2 separate regions of the Mus musculus genome follow, and region 2 is linked to region 1. A link is a loop called in an ENCODE intact Hi-C map of the cell type or tissue named here. Cell type or tissue: heart. All regions are shown on one strand. Each heading gives the region's core, and the rest is flanking DNA. Links, peaks and the distances in the headings are about the cores only. Region 1 overlaps Kank1 (KN motif and ankyrin repeat domains 1). Region 2 overlaps Dmrt3 (doublesex and mab-3 related transcription factor 3).

Region 1 (4,388 bases), core at 140-4,139:
AATGGGCACAGTCCTTAAAGATGGCTTATATACCGTAAAGTTCCCATGGTGACATTTGGTATTAAGAAAATATAAATAAAGAGTATTCCTTTATAAAACATGAAGCTAAATCACACTTAGATGAAATGCCAGCTATGAGAAGTGACAAAGGGTTTGTAAACTAACATAAAGATCTGAGTTACACAGCCTGATAGTAACTTAACAGTTAAATGCCTACTTTAACAACCAGCACAGGATCCACCAAGGTTAATTCAAGTTGCTCCAGAAATGACTTAACATTAACTACATCCAAAGAAACCACTGGCTCGTTACCAAAGGCTTCCCTGAGTCCCTGTGGGTTACCTGACAATGAGAGCACTCTGGGGATTAGATGAAAATGAAAAGTCTAGGAGTGAAAACCCACAGCCGGTCATGTTGGCTCCTGCCCATAATCCCAACACTCAGGAGGTGGATGCAAGAGACCTTGAGGGGTCCAGCCTTGGCTACATACTGAGACTGAGCCAATCTGAGCTGCAGGAGAGAGACCCTGGCTCAAAGCAGGGGAGAAAAGGTATTGTTAATCCGAACAAGTTCTAAATTTACTTAGACCTGAGAAGGTCCTCCTTATTGCCCAATATATGGTTGCGTTAAACAACATTTCTTTCAGCGTCAGTCAGGGTGTGGTGCTGTGCTGTTGCTGGGTGAGGAGGCAACTCTGGAATCAGGCTTACAAAGGAGCTCCTGCTGGCCTCCAATGTGAGCCTCTCTGTGGGCTGTTCGGCCTGACCAGGCTTGTCTGAGGCATCCACTCACACGGCAGTCTGGCTCCCCTTCCAATCTTGGGCATATTGGCTCCTGTCTATAATCCCAACTCTTGGGAGGTGGATGCCAGAAGCTTAGGGGTTCAAGTCTAGCCTTGGCTACATACTGCTATCCAAAGAAGAGCAGTGGGCCAATTTTTCCTAGACCCGGAGGCAGAGTTCCCTATTTTCTCTTCCCTTCCTTGTGTGTGTTTAGTCAGTCACGCGCCAGATGGTGTCTTCTCTGCCACTGTTTTCTGTCTTTAGACATCAAAGGGAGTAGGTAAAATATGTTCCCGGTGTCATAGGCCTAATGTAGTGTGCTGACCTAACCTGTATTCAGAGGCTTGCATTAAAACTGCCCCAATGCAGATCAGCCAGAGAAGTAAAGAGACTAACAGCCAAATCAACCAACTGCTTACTGAGAGCCTCTTAAATATTCTTCCTCTAGCAACAACTTCTGCCTGAGAAATAGTCACACAAGCCCAAGGATAGAAAACGATCAAACCTACGGAGCCATCTCTCCAGCCCTGAATATCCGTTTCTATAAAGCAATTTTCACATCTTATTGATTAACTATAATAACATTGGCATTATTCTAATTGACTGTCAATCACTCCTGCCCTGGTCTAAAAGTTCAAAGAGAAAGCAGCAAGGGACATGGCTGGGAACATGGTAGCCTTCGCCCTGAGCTGGTGGAACACACTACAGTGAGTAGCTTCTTGTAAAGCCATGTCTAAACCTCCGTGCCATCCAGAGGTGCCCGCAGCTGCCCCAGCAGCAACTCTTCCCACCCAGGAGGAAACAAAGGAGGAAGGAGGAAGCGCAAGAGGACTCTTTCAAGCATGAGGTTTTAAGTGGCTTTCCTGCCTTTAAAAAAAAAAAAAAATCAGTCACAATGCAATCGAATTCCTCAAAAGGCTGCTAATACTGCCACCTAGTGAACAGTGGGAGAGGCAATAGACAGACCCAGGACCCAAAGAATATCTCTAAAGCAACTCCCAGAGGCTAAGCCCCCCTCCCCCATCTCAATCTCCTTTGAGGCATTACATGCAGAACACTGAGGAGAGGGAACAGTAGAAAGCCGTCGAAATGTGGATTGCTCCGTGCAAGAATTAGCCAAACTTCAGACATGAGCACAGTGGGGTGCACAAATTCCATTTTCCCATAAAGCACTGGACATCTCTGTCCATCTCCAGCAGGGACTGCCACCAGCTGTCCTCAGAGTGTCCTGCTGTAGCATGGCCCTCTCGTGTGGTAACTTTCTGTGGTTTTCTTGAGTTGGTGCCCATTGAACCTCAAGGGCCCTGTTAACTGAGTATCAGGTCCCACTTCCTCCTTTCCCTTGAACAGCAAGCAGAGCAGATGTCCATTTCAGCATGCCCCCAACTCCTCACACGATGCACACTGTCCTGCCTTCTCACTTCCTCTTCCTGTGGTCCCAGCATCTTCCTCCACTGATTCCATGGTTTATTTTATATGTTCTTCTAAGCTACCATGAAATTTTCCCTAATCAAAATTGATGTGTACAAGTGAAAGCCATCAGGAAATGCTTGTGTGTATACTGTGTTCCCAATGGGGTCCTGATGGTACAAACACACACATCGGACAATGGGAATCCTGACCTCTGGCGTCTCTTCCAACTCATACACTCTCCATTGGAGGTCTGCTGACATACAAGCCAGACCTGTGACCAGTGTCCTCATCAAAGCAATGACCTAGCTTCTACTCACTCCAGAATGGCTTCCTAGCATGTCTGCCTTCAATTCCTGCAGCCTGTTCAGTGGCCAGGGCCGTCTTCACTTATCACTCTACAGATGCAGTCTTAATCAACACTTGTCCATTCCTCGACAGGTACCCACATGTTCCCAAGTACCAAGTGCTGATAGAAAAGGTTTCTGTTTTACTATAAAGCCTTATCTAAAGGCACAGAGTAAAAGATTACAGAAGCAGGCATGAAGAAGACGACAACATTGAAACCCCTGATTCAAAACACACAGGCTGGCATAGGCTGGCTTTTCACCATATCTTTGTGTACACCCACTGAGCTGCCTACAATCTGTGTTTAGGTAATGACTGACACCTGAGAGGGGTCCACCACCTAAGTCCTTAGCACTAGTAATGAGATATTAGAAACTATAGAGGTCTCAAAAATGACCTTCTTAGTCCTACACTTGGTTCTGTTTGTTTTCTTCAGAACCATCTGAAGTATAAAATAGCTGAAGGGTTCCTGTCAGCAAAGGATGGGATGGGAGATGTGGGTGGGTCGAGAAGGCAGGTATTCAGGGTAGCAGGTGTGTTCCTTACGCAATGGAAGCTGCTTTTTATTTCAGAACATTGTGTTTTATAGGCTTAGGCATACAAGCACTGAAGGGTCACATGATCCTGGAGCTGACTAGAACGGAAACATTCCTAGGAAGATGAATGATCAAAAACCCTGGGAAAATGGGAACAGTGCCATTCGAAGGCCAGGGCATCAGCCTCCAAGCTTCTGATGTCGTCCTATACAAGAGAGGATGCTGTATCCAAAAGGGACAGAAAACCTACCTTGTCTGGAATTGGCTTCCATGCAGGGAACCCAAATCTAGATATTCAAGTGTTTGGTGAGGACACATCAGAAAGTGTGATTGACAGAGGGTCTTGTGATTTTTATTCCAATGTAACTAGCAGTTGAGGCCTCTGCCTCTTCCCACCTATGCTCTGGATGGAATCCAGAGTCTAGAGGGAAACAGAGTCCAGACAGACATGCAATTTTAGAAATTGGGAACTAAGGCTCAGAGTGAGTGAAGAACTTGGCCCAGAGAGCTGGGCTTGGTACGGTGTTGGTGTCTGCAACTTAGTGAAATTCCTTGGTCTGCTGTTCTTAGTAGAAAGCTATGGTCTAGGCCAGTGCTAGCCAACAGAACTTTGGGGGTTAATAGCATGACCTCTTTAATGAAGACCCAAACCCCAATGTCCAGGTCTGGCCACCTTCTCTTGGAACATGGAGACAAGGACAAGCTGACACTCAGAGTGACTTTTACCTATTGTCAGTCAGGCCTGAGGAGTAGAGGAAGTGAGCCCTGGACAGAGTTTGAAACAATCCAACAAGACAATGAATTGTGAGATCGCCATCGCTACCTTCCTCGGGATCCTATAGACAGACATCAGCTCTGTCAACAGCAGCGCTACATACCAGCCTCTTGCTTGTGGCGGTCCCCAGATAGACAGCAAGACCATGAAAATTGATTTCTACCTGTGGCTCTCAATCGACCATGAAGACAAATCTCAAAGACAGCCAGTTCACAGACATGAAGTCAGACCAACTGTCTCAACCCACCCTCCCTGTATTGCAGGGCGAGCCAGCCATCCCTCCAGGGCCCCCAAAATACCGCTCTTTACTGATCCGTAAGCTGGGGCTGCTGATTCCAGCCACAGCTCACAGAGCAAGGACCCCACACAGGAGGCTGCCCTTCAACATCCAGCTGTGACATTACGTCAATGGTAGACACCACCAACAGCTTGCTGGGACACAGAGCAATGCTGCATTCCATTAAAGAGGACATCACACAGCTAACCCTGTACTTTGCTTTACTGTTTAACTACATAGTACATTACCATCATTTCTAG
Region 2 (4,388 bases), core at 283-4,282, 280 kb before region 1:
GGCTTTTAGTTAACCTACCAAGCTCCATCCACAACCACTCTTGCTGTCCGCACACCTGGGATCTACCTGGCCATCTACCCTTGTAGGAAACTACTTGCACCCCATTGTGAAGATTGCTGCTGCTTTTCCAAAATCCAAATCAGCGGGGTAAAAACTATTCTCAAAACTATTCACCAGAAAACACCAGGAGTAACTTGAAGGTTTCACGGCACCTTCTTTTCCCTGGGCACAACGGGGACCACATATTTGTAATATTATTATCAGGTCCTTTACCAATGTGAAGTTTCCAGAAACAGACATTTCTGCTTCTGTGTACCCAACTGTGTACCCACCTAGTAAATGACCCCAGTGGGTACTAGACTTAGAGCAAGCACTCGTGTGCTTACACAGTGAGGTTTACCTTGTTGTGTCAAGTTAGACTGGGATTCTCAGTTCAAGAGTTTAGACCTTAGAGTTTTCGCTCGGTACAGGTCTGAGAAGAAAAGCAACCAAGGGAGAGAGAGAAAAACCATTCTCTAATCTAGTGAACTCACAAATTACCTCAAAGAGGGTGATGAACAAAGAAATCTTTCTCTCTCAAAGACTGCTCACTCCAGAGGCACCCTGTGGAAATTAAAATGAGATTCTTCTTTTGAATGAGGCCCTTCTCCCAGAGCCGTTCTGGGCTTGAAGGAGTCTCAGGATGAACAGCGACCCTTTTCGAACATCACTCAAGAGCTCCTCCAAGCTGATACATGTGGTGGGGGGTGCTCCCTGCATCGCCCCATGAAGAGGCCCTTGTGCTTTGACTATTCGCTCTCCCTTCTAGATTCATAGCATGACTGTCTGACCTAAGCAGCCATCACCACCTCTCAGGCATGCTGAAGAACAGGAATAGTAAGTTATGGTAGCCCAAGAACGCTTTCCCAGAGAAGAGGGGAGAAGTCCTGAAGGGGGGGGGGCTCACACCTACATTCTGAATGTGAGGCTGAGGGACTTCTGGAGCCACGGTGTTCACATACTTCATGTACCCAGTGGGTTTGGTGTCAGGTCTCGACTGGACACACCTCGCTCCTTTCTCTCACTCAGCTGTAAAGTCTTAGCATTTTACCGTGTTTTGCTGTTAACTGTTCAGTTTGGAGTGCTAGGGAGTGAACCCACACCTGCTGAACCCCTGCCCGGCCCCACCAGTACAGGCAATGAATGCCCAGTTTACGACATGTCCCCATTGAACAGTGTCTTGGTTTCGGACTCATGCATTAGTAGGGAGGCTCTGTGTTTGGAGACCTTCCTTCCGGAAGCAGAAAAGACATCAACCAAGATCGCGTCCTTAGTTTATTTTTTTCTAGAGTTCTTACTTAGCATGCTACATTAACCTGACAAAGCTTAATCTTGTGTTCGCTTCGCGATACGCCTCATGCAGTTCACAGCTGGGATTGGTTTTAGGTTGACATAACACGTGTTTCCATTCAGCCATGTGAAAAGGATGATTCTTAATGAAGTTTGTCTCTGAAAACGGCCCGAGCTTAAACAAGAGCCTGCCTGCTCAGTCCGCTCTAGTCTGAGTGCAGTCAGATAACGTCCCTGCTCATAGTCGGTTGGCAATCGAACCACTCCCTAAGGTTTCCAGTGTCCTGAGGAATTCTCTTTTACAAAATGGCATTCAAGTGTACTATGCCACTGAACATTCCGGGTTGAATTTAGGGAGTAAAGCTGACCCCCCTCAACTAGCACCCCCCCACACACTGGCCCGGCCTTCCCGGGCGTCCTCAGCTTTAAACTCATTTACAGCATTCAGCACTAAATCCACAGAGCAGAGCTATTTGGCATTTTCCAGTGGAGTGCAGGGAATTAAATAAGTTATGTTTTTATTGCTAATGTATAGACTATCAAGCACAGTCACTTTGTCAAACAGGAGGCAAGAGTATACAGTATTAGTGGACTCTCCTGAAAGGGGAGGGGGGACGTCCAGGGTTCCAACACACATAAAATGTCACCTGGCAACACCCATAGGTACATTTTACGATGACGTGTTGAGTATTCTAGAATCCGAGGAGTCAGACCTCTCGTCATAGTCATCCTCTGTGTAGATGGACTGCTTTGTCACGATTGGACAACCGTCGTCAGGGATGGAGATCCGAGGGTCCTCGGTGGTGCGGGAGGAGAGCACGGGCGAGCTCCGGAAGACGCTAGTGGAGTTACTGGGAAATGGACTGACATACTGGGACCTCAGCTGGTACTGCTGCTGCAGCGTCATGGTGTTCCACAGGGTGACGTCATTGGGTAAAAAGGGGCTCGACTGGTTTCTGGCCAAAGTATTCCTCAGCATCAGCGGGTACCGAGGTGGCTGGGGGAAAGGATGCTGCAGGGGCACGGCCAAGGGGTTGGGGACCACGTTGCTGGAGTCTGCGGAAAAGCGTAAGGTGTCAGGGACACGGAAGGCAGAGCCCACGGACCACTTGGAGGAAGAGATAGGGTAGGAGCCCAGCGTGTGTTCAAAGATATGGCCGCTAGAGGGCAGCACCAGGCTCTCTTCGGCCGTCCGCTCCGCCCCAGCCGCGGAGGAGCGACTGGACAGCAGGACCTCCACGGCACTGACCAGGTCGCCCCCGCAACCTTTCAAGATGAGCTCCAGGACAGTGGGCTTCTGGTTGGGAAAGATTTTCTTCAACACTTCCAGGGGTGGCCGGTTGGCTTTCAAGCTGAAGGGCAGAGAGACGGTCCCCGATGGGCCCTCGATCAGGAGGTGGCTCTGCTCAGCGTGGTACTTGGGGCTGTCGGGGCAGCTCTCGGGGTTGCCCCCGTTTTTCTGCACGGCGTACCCACCTTCATCCACGGACACGATCTCGGGGCTCTCCGGAGTGAAGCAGTTCTTGCTTTTGACAACATCTGGGGAGCTCCTCTGATCGGTGTCTTTGTCACTGAAGGCCTCCGCAGTGTTGTCCGTGGAACTGCTGTCCCCAACTCTCTCTTCTGTCAGATCTGAAAGGCAAGAGAACAGTTGGGTTAACCCCTTCCTGATGTGCTCAGAGTCAAGCCTTCTGGGATGAGGGAGTTTGGCTCAATGGGTCATAACACACTGCCAGCCTTTAAAGAAGAAATCAAAAGTCATTGGCAAAGGGAGTCAGGGACTGGGGTCAGTAAACAAAGATGGTGCAATCAATGTTTTCTCAGAATGCTGTAGGAGAGGAAGCGTGCCTTAAAAACAGAATGGCTACCCACATGCAGGGCTGTGAGACTCTGACCAGGGCACAGGAAATGGCCACAGGAGGGGCTCTGGCCATGATCACCTGCTGCAACCATCCCATAATCACTTTAATAACCACATCTGCTTTCCATGGCCTGGTTTTATGCTAAATAGGGCTTGTCATCCAGACAGGGTTTTTTGTTTTTAAATCAGGTTATCATGTACAATAACTCATTGACATAGTTTCTAAGTGAAAGACAAACACAACCCCTGAAATCACTTGTAAAAAGCCACTGAAGGGCCAGGCAAAGTCAGCTGCCTGGCCCTTACCAAAGGCCATACAAGGAGCCAGTTCAAATTCCGGATGGAGGAGAAAGGAATGGCTGGAAGATTTGGGAACTGTCCACCATATGTGGGAAGAGGTAGATGGGTGCCTTTGTGTGAACTGGTGTGCCATGGAAAGGATCTACAGCAACTTCAAAGTATGTTTGAAGGAGGAAGGATAACTAAGAATTTTCTTAATACAGCCAAGACTAGCTTTGAAACAGACCAGCTGCCAATGTGACATTTTAACCTCGGATGTTACCAAAGAGGTGAGCGATGCAGTACTAAATAGTCAGAAGGAGTGGGCAAGGGGGCTCTGGGTTTCACTGTAAATAAAGGAACAGATTTTGTCTTACTAGGAAACTACATGCAGAGATTTTTTATCCTTTAAAAAAAATGTGCCAGTAGTGGCTGCTTAGAGTAACGGATCTGAAGGAAAAAGAAAGGAAGAAAAAAAAGGAAGGAAGGAAGGAAGGAAGGAAGGAAGGAAGGAAGGAAGAAAAAAAGAAAACAAAACCAGTCCCAATGAGGCAGTTGTCAGGTTGTGAGCGACTGTGGATCTACGTCTTCTCTTCTGGCCTGAATAGCCTCATTGTGGGCCTCTCTGTGGGCAAACCTGCTTGTGTGCAGATAGCCAGAGGTGAACTTTCATCAAAGCAGCTTCCAGAAGGCACCCCCTCCTACCTGTTGTTGTTTACTTTCAAAGCTTTTAACAAAGGCCCATTGAGGTTCATTTCTTTAACACCACACGGGTCTTAAGCACCAGATAAGCCAACAAAAGCCTGCAGCCAAACGTAAGTGTTTTAAAGCATTCTCAGATTATAACAAAACATGCAGCTTTCAACCATGTCTAATACAAACTCAGAGTCATCCCAAACTGCTACTTCCATTGCACTGC

Evidence for each region. A loop is a pair of places that touch in the nucleus more often than their neighbours do. Peaks named below come from ENCODE experiments on the same cell type or tissue, not always from the same donor. Only the 100,000 strongest peaks of a DNase experiment are listed, where the experiment ranks them.
Region 2: a loop joins it to region 1, with 4 times the contacts of the local background. A loop is called at or near these places in 26 of 42 quality-filtered maps.

Annotation. Positions count from the first base shown.
Region 1 is chr19:25,338,549-25,342,936 of GRCm38, reverse strand. All of the region lies in intron 3 of Kank1 (KN motif and ankyrin repeat domains 1), which reads right to left. Among named protein-coding and RNA genes, the nearest start is that of Gm52392, 60 kb to the left of the region's middle. In heart, for the core only: a CTCF peak has its summit at 1,716 (motif pointing left); no DNase peak of the experiment used is centred there; H3K27ac peaks cover 1,624 bases.
Region 2 is chr19:25,620,835-25,625,222 of GRCm38, reverse strand. Dmrt3 (doublesex and mab-3 related transcription factor 3) reads right to left here. Exons shown (of 2, transcript NM_177360.3): 2 at 1,302-2,961. The coding sequence ends at 2,000. Among named protein-coding and RNA genes, the nearest start is that of Dmrt3, 12 kb to the right of the region's middle. In heart, for the core only: CTCF peaks have their summits at 2,289 and 2,488 (motif pointing right); a DNase peak (open chromatin) is centred at 2,502; H3K4me3 peaks cover 805 bases; H3K27me3 peaks cover 3,782 bases.